3 separate regions of the Homo sapiens genome follow, and all the other regions are linked to region 1. A link is an interaction called in ENCODE POLR2A ChIA-PET data of the cell type or tissue named here. Cell type or tissue: PC-3. All regions are shown on one strand.

What was found. Peaks named below come from ENCODE experiments on the same cell type or tissue, not always from the same donor. Only the 100,000 strongest peaks of a DNase experiment are listed, where the experiment ranks them.
Region 2: POLR2A ChIA-PET joins it to region 1 with 5 read pairs; 6 of 35 experiments call an interaction of 5 or more read pairs at or near these places.
Region 3: POLR2A ChIA-PET joins it to region 1 with 5 read pairs; 2 of 35 experiments call an interaction of 5 or more read pairs at or near these places.

The regions. Positions count from the first base shown.
Region 1 is chr10:31,894,621-31,898,620 of GRCh38, forward strand. All of the region lies in intron 3 of ARHGAP12 (Rho GTPase activating protein 12), which reads right to left. Among named protein-coding and RNA genes, the nearest start is that of ARHGAP12, 32 kb to the right of the region's middle. In PC-3, no CTCF peak of the experiment used is centred here; no DNase peak of the experiment used is centred here; H3K4me3 peaks cover 319 bases; H3K27ac peaks cover 1,754 bases.
Region 2 is chr10:31,955,475-31,959,474 of GRCh38, forward strand. All of the region lies in intron 2 of LOC107984219 (a long non-coding RNA gene), which reads left to right. Among named protein-coding and RNA genes, the nearest start is that of ARHGAP12, 29 kb to the left of the region's middle. In PC-3, no CTCF peak of the experiment used is centred here; no DNase peak of the experiment used is centred here.
Region 3 is chr10:32,259,463-32,263,462 of GRCh38, forward strand. No RefSeq gene overlaps it. Among named protein-coding and RNA genes, the nearest start is that of EPC1, 86 kb to the right of the region's middle. In PC-3, no CTCF peak of the experiment used is centred here; no DNase peak of the experiment used is centred here.

The sequences.
Region 1 (4,000 bases):
ATTCCATGCTCATGGATAGGAAGAATCAATATCGTGAAAATGGCCATACTGCCCAAGGTAGATTATAGATTCATTGCCATCCCCAACAAGCTACCAGTGACTTTCTTCACAGAATTGGAAAAAACTACTTTAAAGTTCATATGGAACCAAAAAAGAGCCCGCATCACCAAGTCAATCCTAAGCCAAAAGTACAAAGCTGGAGGCATCACGCTACCTGACTTCAAACTATACTACAAGGCTACAGTAACCAAAACAGCATGGTACTGGTACCAAAACAGAGATACAGACCAATGGAACAGAACAGAGGCCTCAGAAATAATACCACACATCTACAACTATCTAATCTTTGACAAACCTGACAAAAACAAGAAAAGGGGAAAGGATTCCCTATTTAATAAATGGTGCTGGGAAAACTGGTTTGCCATATGTAGAAAGCTGAAACTGGATCCCTTCCTTATACCTTACACAAAAATTAATTCAAGATGGATTAAAGACTTAAATGTTAGACCTAAAACCATAAAAACCCTAGAAGAAAACTTAGGCAATACCATTCAGGACATAGGCATGGGCAAGGACTTCATGTCTAAAACACCAAAAGCAATGGCAACAGAAGCCAAAATTGACAAATGGGATCGAATTAAACTAAAGAGCTTCTGCACAGCAAAAGAAACTACCATCAGAGTGAACAGGCAACCTACAGAATGGGAGAAAATTTGTGCAATCTACTTATCTGACAAACGGCTAATATCCAGAATCTACAAAGAACTTAAACAAATTTACAAGAAAAAACCCCATCAACAAGTGGGCAAAGGATATAAACAGACACTTCTCAAAAGAAGACATTTATGCAGCCAACAGACACATGAAAAAATGCTCACCATCACTGGCCATCAGAGAAATGCAAATCAAAACCATAATGCGATACCATCTCACACCAGTTAGAATGGCGATCATTAAAAAGTCAGGAAACAACAGGTGCTGGAGAGGATGTAGAGAAATAGGAACACTTTTACATTGGTGGGACTGTAAACTAGTTCAACCATTGTGGAAGGCAGTGTGGCGATTCCTCAAGGATCTAGAACTAGAAATACCATTTGACCCAGCCAACCCATTACTGGGTATATACCCCAAGAATTATAAATCATGCTGCTATAAAGACACATGCACACGTATGTTTATTGCGGCATTATTCACAATAGCAAAGTCTTGGAACCAACCCAAATGTCCAACAATGATAGACTGCATTAAGAAAATGTGGCACATATATACCATGGAATACTATGCAGCCATAAAAAAGGATGAGTTCATGTCCTTTGTAGGGACATGGATGAAGCTGGAAACCATCATTCTCAGCAAACTATCGCAAGCACAAAAAACCAAACACCGCATGTTCTCACTCACAGGTGGGAAATGAACAATGAGAACACTTGGACACAGGAAGGGGAACATCACACACCGGGGCCTGTTGTGGGGTGGGGGGAGCGGGGAGGGATAGCATTAGGAGATATACCTAACGTAAATGACGAGTTAATGGGTGCAGCACACCAACATGGCCCATGTATACATATGTAACAAACCTGCACATTGTGCAGATGTACCCAAGAACTTAAAGTATAATAAAAATATATATATAAATAAAATAAAATAATGGATGTGATCCAGGACATCATTAAACTTTTTTTACTTTGAAAAAAAAAAAAAAAGCTAGTATGTAACAAATGTAAACATTTCTAGATTTATGGTCATCATCATAAAAACTCATTATTGCATTTTTAAAATAATATGATTCTAAGCTTTATAGATTTCTGGCCTTCTTCCTAAATGTCAGGTTGTCAGTTATCACTTTTTCTTCTGGCATCGTGTCAGCCTCATAGAGAAAAGTCCTATCATTTCTACTCCCCAGTTTCAGATCATACTTTCTAATGATAGGGACCTGGGAAACTTGATACTCAAGATTGATAAGACACACATATTAAACGAACATCAATGTGATTATGAGGGGGAAAAAAAGGGCTTCAGCAAAGTATATGGTTCTTAATAAACCATACAAAAACATCTCATAAAATCAGTGAGTGAGTTAGGCAAGGTGGCAAGATACAAGATGAACATGAAAATCAACTGTAGAACTTCCTATTTTAGCTCAGACATGTAACAAGCTTGGAAGTCATCATTCTCATCCTAACACCAAGATAAAAGCTGAACAAACTGAAAATAATTTATTTCTAGGACCCATTACAGAACCAAAGTCACGTGTCAAACCACTACCCCAAAATTTGGAGAGCAAGGCAAATTCAGAGTCACACAGATCTATTTCCCTGGAACAGAAACCCTGGAGCTATAAACTGGAAGGAACATTTAAAGGTCATTTCAATGAACTGCTGGAGGCTAAGTGTGGACTAGGATGAGAATGACTAACTTCTAGGAGTGGCAGTCTTGAAAGAAAGACCTTATACTTTTGTGGGGTTTACTTCCAAAAACAACATCAGCTTCCTACAGTAAAGAGCCAAGAAGATACTCCCATAGCTCTGACAAGGGGAGGGAAAAAATAACTAGTATGAAATAAGCCCAAGTCATTCATCATAACAAAGACTTACTTCCTAGACTTACAAAGACTTAAAAGGGTTTACCAGAGCCTTATCTGACCTGAGGAAAGGGCACTTCCCAGACTCCACATCCCTGGTCTTGCCTAAGGGAAAGGGTAAACTAAGAGACACTTGTAAAATTCACAGCTCATGACGCACACACACTAAAAGGCTAAGATTTAATCCTAACAGAACACTATCCCCTTCCCCATACTTTACCACCACTCCAACAGGCCTCCAGTACATCAACAGTGAACTGAGGGGCACAGGGTGGGAGTTGGGTGTGGGGTGGGGGCGCCTACCTTAAGTAGTATCTAAGGAAAATCTTAGATACTTAGTATCTAAGTAGATACTAAGGAAAATCTCTTAGAGACAAACACTGATGTCTGAAGAATTTAAAGCCTCTGGTACCTACAACTACAGCGAACATTAAAAGCAATCCAGTTTCTACTCAGATAACCCAATACCCCACTTCAGTTCCTATCACCTGATATATGGTGTCTGGCTTTCAACCAAAAATTGCAAGGCATGCCAAAAGGCAAGAAAAAAACAGTATGAAGAAACAAAGCAAGCAACAGAATCAAACTCAGCTGTGGCACAGATGGAACTATTAGACGGGAAACTGAAAATATCTACTATTAGGCTGGGTTCAATGGCTCACTCCTGTAATCCCAGCACTTTGGGAGGTCAAGGCAGGCAGATCGCTTGCGCCCAGGAGTTTGAGGCCAGCGTGGGCAACAAGGTAAAATCCCATCTCTACAAAAAATACAAAAACTAGCCAGGCTTGTTTTTGAGCCTGCTGTCCCAGCTACTTGGGAGGCTGAGGTGGGAAAATCGCTTGAACCCAGGAGGTCAAGGCTGCAGTGAGCCATGATCGCACCACTGCACTCCATCCTGGGCAAGAGAGCAAAACCTTGTCTCAACAACTACAGAATGGGAGAGGGGAGAAAATATTTGCAAATCATACATTTGGTAAGTGACCTCTACCTAAACTATATAACGAATTCTTACAACTCAATAATAAGGCAACGCAACTTAAAAATGTGCCAAGAATTTGAATAAATATGTCTCCAAGGAAAATATATAAATAGCAAATGAACATATGAAAAGATGCTCAACGTCATTAATCATGAGGCAAATGCAAATTAAAACCACAATCAGACACTTCCTACTCACTAGAATAACCATAAGCAAAAAGCCAGATAATAAAAAGTATTGACAAGGATGTGGAAAAATTGGAACCCTAATGCATTGCTGGTGGGATGGTCCTGATCTCTTGACCTCGTGATCTGCCCACCTCGGCCTCCCAAAGTGCTGGAATTACAGGCGTGAGCACCGCACCTGGCCCAACTGCATTTTTATATGCAGTCATATGCTGAATAACGTTTCAGTAATGGTGGACCACATACACAAACGTG
Region 2 (4,000 bases), 61 kb after region 1:
CCAACCTTTGGAAGCAGCCACTGGGACTGTACCCTGCAGAGCCTCAGGGGTAGAGCTGCCCAAGACCGTGGGAGCCTACCCCTTCCATCAGCATACCCTGGATGTGAGACATGGAGTCAAAGGAGATTATATTGGAGCTTTAAGATTTAATGTCTGTCCTGCTGGGTTTTGGACTTGCAAGGGGCCTGTAGCCCTTTTATTTTGGCCAATTTCTCCCTTTTTGAAGGGGGGCATTTACCCAATGCCTGTACCTCCTTTGTATCTTGAAAGTAACTAACTTGTTTTTTATTTTTTATTTTACAGGCTCATAGGTGGAAGGGACTTGCCTTGTCTCAGATGAGACTTTGGACTTGGACTTTTGAGTTAATGCTGGAATAAGTTAAGACTTTGGGGAACTGTTGGGAAGGCATGATTGTTTGTTTTTTGTTTTTTTTTTAGACAGAGTCTCGTTCTGTCACCCAGCTGCAGTGCAGTGGTGCAATCTCGGCTCACTGCAACCCCTGCCTCCTGGGTTTGAGCAATTCTGTCTCATCCACCCAGGTAGCTAGGATTACAGGTACCCAACTCCATGCCTGGCTAATTTTTGTATTTTTAGTAGAGACGGGGTTTCACCATATTGGCCACATGATTGGTTTTGAAATGTGAGAAGGACATGAGATTTAAGAGGGGGCAGGGGTAAAATGATACGGTATGGCTCTGTGTCCCCACTCAAATCTCTCATCTGGAATTGTAATTGCCAGTGTTGGGGGAGGGGTCTGGTAGGAGGTGATTGAATCATGAGGGTGGACTTCACCTTGCTCTTTTCATGTTAGTGAGTTCTCATGAGATCTGGTTGTTGGAAAGTGTGTGGCATTTCCCCCTTCGCTCGCTCTCTCTTCTGCCACCACGTGAAGGAGGTCTTTGCTTGCCCTTCACCTTCCACCATGATTTTAAGTTTCCTGAGGCCTCCCAGTCATGTTTCCTGTTGAGCCCGTGGAACTATGAATCATTTAAATCTCTTCTGTTTTTTCATAAATTACCCAGTCTCAGGTAGTTCTTTATAGCAGAATGAAAGCAAACTAATTCACAGGTATATGCTTTACTCAGTTGTTAAAAGCTGTACATAGCTCAAAAAAAAGTTTTCTTGACTTTGACAAAGGATTAGCAATGTGTTAAGCCAAAAGTCATGAGGATTATTTCAGTCTTCTACTAGTTTAGTCCATGCAATTAACTCATTCTGCTTGATATTCATGAACATTTTAGCTCTCCAGGAGAGTCCTGAAAGTTTTTTCCTTTATTCTAATGTCGCAATCTCCAAAGTTACCAGAAACCTGCATTTAAGAGCACTTGTTAGAGTCCTAGATCTGATTATAAAATCACCTTTTAAAGAGGTTTAAAACAAGACACCAATTGTATATAGATGACAAAAAGTTTTAGGGTAGCCACAGACAAAGACAAAATTGACAAGGAAATTTGTTACCTCTGTGGCACACAAGAATTTAACATAACAATAATTATTATAGATAATGTATACTAAATTATTTTATTTTTATTTTTATTTTTTTTTTGAGATGGAATTTTGCCCTTGTTGCCCAGGCTGGAGTGCAATGGTGCAATCTCAGCTCACTGCAACCTCTGCCTCCTGGGTTCAAGTGATTCTCCTATCTCAGCCTCCCAAGTAGCTGGAATTACAGGCACATGCCACCATGCCCGGCTGATTTTTATATTTTTAGTAGAGATGGAGTTTCATCATATTGGTCAGGCTGGTCTCGAACTCCTGACCTCAGGTGATCCATCTGCCTCGGCCTCACAAAGTGCTGGGATTACAGGCATGAGACACCACGCCCAGCCTAATGTATATACTATGTTATATTAGAATTATAGGAGTTTTGCATAATTTTGGAACACATACCAATAACACATTTACACAAATACAGTCCAAAGAAAGCCAGATGTTACCTTAGCATTAGTGCACTATTGATGTCAAACCCAACTCTTAACCTTACAGACAAATCTATTCAATTTTGTTTTCTTTTTGAGATGGAGTCTCGCTCACTCTGTTGCCCAGGCTGGAGTGCAGTGCGGCGATCTTGGCTCACTGCAACCTCTGCCTCCTGGGTTCAAGCGATTCTTCTGCCTCATCCTCCCAAGTAGCTGGGACTACAGGCACATGCCACCATGCGTGGCTAATTTTTGTATTTTTAGTAGAGATGGGGTGTCACCATGTTGGTTAGGCTGGTCTCGAGCTCCTGACCTCGTGATCCGCTGGTCTTGGCCTCCCAAAGTGCTGGGATTACAGATGTGAGCCACCGCGCCCAGCCTTTTTTTTCTGTTTTTGTCTTTTTTTTGAGACCGAGTCTCGCTCTGTCACCCAGGCTGGCGTGATCTCGGCTCACCGCAACCTCTGCCTCCCGGGTTCAAGTGGAAATAGATAGGATAAAGCTAAAAGTACGAGCAAGTTGTGCTCAACCTCCACCTCCTGGGTTCAAGTGATTCTCCTGCTTCAGCCTCCTGAGTAGCTGGGATTACAGGCACATGCCACCACGCCCAGCTAATTTTTTGTATTTTTAATAGAGACAGGGTTCCACTATGTTAGCCAGGATGGTCTCGATCTCTTGACCTTGTGATCCACCCACCTCAGCCTCCCATTCTATTCAGTCTTAATCAGTTTAACCATAAGGTAAAATTTTTGTTGTTGTTGTTTGTTTGTTTTGTTTTTGAGACAGAGTCTCACTCTGCAGCCCAGGCTGCAGTGCAGTGGTATGATCTTGGCTCACTGCAACTTCTGCCTCCCGGGTTCAAGCAATTCTCCCGCCTCAGCCTCCTGAGTAGTTGGGACTACAGGCGTGTGCCACCACACCCAGCTAATTTTTGTATTTTTGGTAGAGATGGGATTTCACCATGTTGGACAGGCTAGTCTCAAACTCCCAGCCTCAGGTGATCCACCTGCTTCGGCCTCCCAAAGTGCTGGTGTTACAGGCATGAGCCACTGTGCCAAACGAAGGTAAAAATTTTTATAAACTTTTTATAACCCTTTAGAATGTTCTGTTAAAGAGCAGAATAATACTCTAAGAAAACTGTGTTGTGTCTTTATTCCAATGTTCAATTTATGAATAAATTGAATAATGCCCCTTTAATTTTAGCTAATGTATTCACACACAGATCTTCTTTGACAAGATTAATCTTTCACAGACCTTCCACAACTTGCTCAAACCTTTAGCTTTATCCTATCTAACTTAAAACAATTTTTTGTATTTTTATTAGAGACGGGGTTTCACCATGTTGGCCAGGCTGGTCTCAAACTCCTGCCTCAGGTGATCCATCCGCCTCAGCCTCTCAAAGTGCTGAGATTACAAGTGTGAGCCACCATACCTGGCCAACATCCTTCTTTTTAAATAACCAGTTATTTTACTTTAGGACAAGAATTTACCACTTGAGATCCTTTCTCAGATAAAATCTCTTCTTTTTAACATTCCTTACCAGAAATACCTTTTCACCTTTATAACTTTTGTATTAGACAAGTAATTTTCCATCTTTTAGGAAACTATGATTTGTACTGCATGTTGCTATGAGTCGTGTGAAGGGGGAGCAAATACAGAGGTTATCTACATACTGTAGAAGTTATTCTTTCTCAAGAGATTGCTCAGTTAGATTTCTTCCTAGGGCGTGTCCAAAGAAGTGTGGGCTATTTCTAAACCCCTGAGGTAGGACTGTCCAGGTTGAAGTTATTGGTTAAAGCTTTAGTTAGCTTTACCAGAAGAAATAGAGCTATTAGAGAAAGATGAATTCAGAGGTCAGGTAAATATTAAGTAAGCACCATCTTGGAAAGTATATTTTTGCCTCAGTGAGGTGTGGGGTGGGAAACATTAGACATTACCAGGGACTGGTGGGAGAATGGTAATTGGTTCTTTAAGTAATATGAAGGGTATGAATCTTTTCTTTTGGAGGGAGGAGGTGCCATTTGTCCCCATTACCCAACAGGATTTGGAGGAGAGTTGCTCAGAGAAGGAGATTAGCACAG
Region 3 (4,000 bases), 360 kb after region 1:
ACAGGTGTGAGCCACGGTGCCCAGCCAGAAGCTTTTATTTTTATTTTTTGAGACAGGGTGCCCTCTGTTTCCTGGGCTGGAGTGCAGTGTTACGATTACCGCTGAATGCAGTCTCAACCTTCTGGGCTCAAGCAATCCTCCTCCCTCAGCCTCCTGGGTAGCTAGGATTACAGGAATATACCATTATGCCCTTTTTTTTTTTTTTTTTTTTGGTAGAGATGGTGTCTTAGTATGTTGCCCAGGCTGGTCTTGAAATCATGGCCTCAAGCAATCCTCCCACCTTGCCCTCTCAAAGTGTTGGGATTACAGGCATGAACCTCCGAGCTGGGTCAGAAGTTTTACATTTTGATGTAATCTAATTTGTGCATTTTTTCTTTTGTTGCTTATGCCTTTGGTATCGTATCAGATAAATCTGAACAAATCCAAGAAGCTTTTTCTTTCTGTTTTCTCCTAAAAGTTCTAGAGTTTTCAGTCTTACATTTTATTAATTTATTTAATTATTATAATTTTATTTTATTTTGAGAGATGGAGTCTTGCTCTGTTGCCCAGGCTGGAGTGCAGTGGCGCGATCTTGGCTCACCACAACCTACCTCTGCCTCCCGGGTTCAAGCGATTCTCCTGCCTCAGCCTCCCAAGTAGCTGGGATTACAGGCATGCGCCACCGCTCCTAGCTAATTTTGTACTTTTAGTAGAGATGAGGTTTCTCCATGTTTGTCAGGGTGGTCTCGAACTCCTGACCTCAGGTAATCTGCCTGTCTCGGCCTCCCAAAGTGCTGGGATTACAGGCGTGAGTCACCGTGCCAGCCTCATTTTATTTTTTTATTTTTATTTTTTGAGATAGAATCTCGCTCTGTTGCCCAGTCTGGAGTGCAGTGGTGCAATCTTGGCTCACTGCAACCTCCACCTCCCGGGTTCAAGCAATTGTCCTGCCTCTGCCTCCCAAGTAGCTGGGATTACAGGCGTGCGTCACCATGTCCAACTAATTTTTGTGTTTTTATTAGAGACAGGGTTTTGCCGTGTTGGCCAGGCTGAGTCTTGAACACCTAACCTCAAGTGATCCACCCGCCTGAGCCTTCCAAAGTGCTGGGATTACAGCTGTGAGCCACAACGCCCGGCCTCTATATCTGTCTTAATGCCATTACCACATTGTTTTGATTACTGTAGGTTTTAGTAAGGTTTGAAATCAGGAAGTGTGAGCCCTCCAGCATCGTTCTTTCTCAAGATTGTTTTGGCTACGCAGGATCCCTTGACATTTAGGAAGAGTTTTTCTATTTCTGCAAAAATTGCTGTAGTAATTTTGATAAGGGTTGCATTAAATCTGTAGATCATGTTGGGTAGTGTTGATATCTTAACAATAATAAGTCTTCCTATCCATGAACACAAGATGTCTTTCCATTTATTTGTGTCTTGATTTTCTTCAGCCATGTTTTGTAGTTTTCTGTGTATAAATCTTTCATCTCCTTGTTTAAGTGCATTCCTAAGTATTTTATTCTTGTTGGTGCTATTATAACTCTCTCTCTCTTTCTTTCTTTCTTTTCTTTCTTTCGCTCTGTTGCTCAGGCTGGAGTGCAGTGCCCCGATCTCAGCTCACTGCAACCTCCGCCTTCCGGGTTCAAGCAACTCTCCCTGCGTCAGCTTCCCAAGTAGCTGGGATTACAGGCACCCACCATTGCGCCTGGCCAATTTTTGTATTTTTAGCAGAGACAGAGTTTTGCCATGTTAGACAGGCTGGTCTTGAAATCCTGACCTAAGTTGATCTGCCCGCCTCAGCCTCCCAAAATGCTGGGATTACAGGTGTGAGCCACCGTGCCCGGCCTGCTGAATCTATTATTTCTAACAGGTTTGTGTGTGTGTATGTGCGTGTGTGTGTGTGTGTGTGTGTGTGTGTGTAGTCTTCAGGGTTTTCTACATATAAGATCATGTTATATGAAGAGATAATTTTACTTCTCTCTTTCTGATTTAGATGAGTTTTATTTCTGTTTCTTGCCTAATTGCTCTCACTGGGACTGCTACCTGAAAGCAGGTAGTAGTATTGTGTTGAATGGAAGTGGTGACGATGGGTATCCTTGTCTTGTTCCCGATCTTAGATGAAAACTTTTCACTCTTTTACCATTGAGTATAATGTTAGCTGTGGGGTTTTCATATGTGTCAATGAAGAGTTTTCACCAGAACACTTCCTACACTAAATATATGGAGTTTTTCCACACCAGCAACTAGTTTTCCAACCCTCTGGACACCAACTGGGTGTCCTACAATTCAATGTAGACACTGCCTCGAGTTAGTGTAAACCACATAGGCTAAGGGCTCAGTCCTACAAGACCACCCTCACTCCAGACACTAGTCACAAGTCCCAGGTTGCCACCTGTACTTCTGACTAACTGTAACTGGGTATAAATTGGGAGTTCCTATGACCATCCACTCACATTCAGGTTTGATAGTTTGCTACAATAGCTCACAAAACTCAAGAAATGGCTTTACTATTACCAGTTTATTATAAAGGATACAACTCAGAAACAGCCAAATGGAAAAGATGCATAAGACAAGAAATAGGGATGGGATGGGGTTGGTGGTGCTGAGCTTCTTTTTTTTTTTTTTGAGACGGAGTTTCACTCTTGTTGCCCAGGCTGGAGTGCAGTGGTGCAATCTCAGCTCACCGCAACCTCTGCCTCCCGGGTTCAAGTGATTCTCCTGTCTCAGCCTCCTGAGTAGCAGGGATTACAGGCACATGCCACCAAGCTCTGCTAATTTTGCATTTTTAGTAGAGATGGGGTTTCTCCATGTTGGTCAGGGTGGTCTCAAACTCCTGACCTCAGATGATCCGCCTGCCTTGGCCTCACAAAGTGCTGGGATTACAGGCATGAGCCACTGCTCCCGGCCTGGTGGTGCTGAGCTTCTATACCTTCTCTGGGCATGCCACCCTCCTAGCACCTCGATGTGTTCACCAATCCAGAAGCTCTCTGAACCCTGGTATTTAGGGAGTTTTATGGAGGTTCCATTAAGTAGGCATGATTGATGAGATCATTGGCCATTGGTAATTGAACCCAATCTCTAGCCCCTCTTCACTTCCCTCAAGTCTGGGGGTCAGACTGAAAGTTCCAGTCCCCTAGTCACATGGTTGGTTCCTCTGGTAACCAGTCCCCATCCTGGAGCTATTTAGGGGCCCACGAACAGTCACCTTATTAGCATAAACCCAGGTATTGTTGAAAGGGGCTGGCTATGAATAACAAGAGATGCTCCTCTCACCCCTATCACTGGGGAAATTCCAAGGGTTTTGAACCAGGGACAGAGAACAAATATATACATTTCTGATTATCACATCTTTATTATGCTGTGGTGGTTTCCCTCTGTTCCTAGTTTGTTGAGTGTTTTTCTCATGAAGGGTATTGAATTTTGTCCAACTCTGCATTATTTGAGAAGATTGTGTGGATTTTTTTCTATCATTCTGTTAATGATGTGTATTACATTGATTGATTTTCGTATGTTGAACCATCCTTGCGTTCTGGCAATAAATCCCACATGGTTATCTTGTATAATCCTCTTAATGTGCTCCTGAATTCTGTTTGCTGGTATTTTGTTAAAAACATTGTAAGCAGGCTGGGCGTGGTGGCTCACGTCTGTAGACCAAGGTGGGCGGATCACTTGAGGTCAGGAGTTCGAGACCAGCTTGGTCAACATGGTGAAACCCAGTCTCTACTAAAACTACAAAAATTAGCTGGGCGTGGTGGTGCGTGCCTGTAGTCCCAGCTACTCAGGAGGCTGAAGCAGGAGAATTGCTTCAGTCTGGGAGGTGGAGGCTGTAGTGAGCCGAGACTGAACCACTGGACTCCAGCCCTTGGGTGACAGAGACAGGAGGGAGCGTCTCCAGGGACTATAGGAATTTAATCAACTTGAGCAATCAGCCTGTTTTTTTTTTCCCCAAACCCTGTGTGGAATGTGGTCACCTAGTTTAACACAGCTTCTGAGAGACCCCAGCAACTTAATAGATGAACCCCAGTGAACT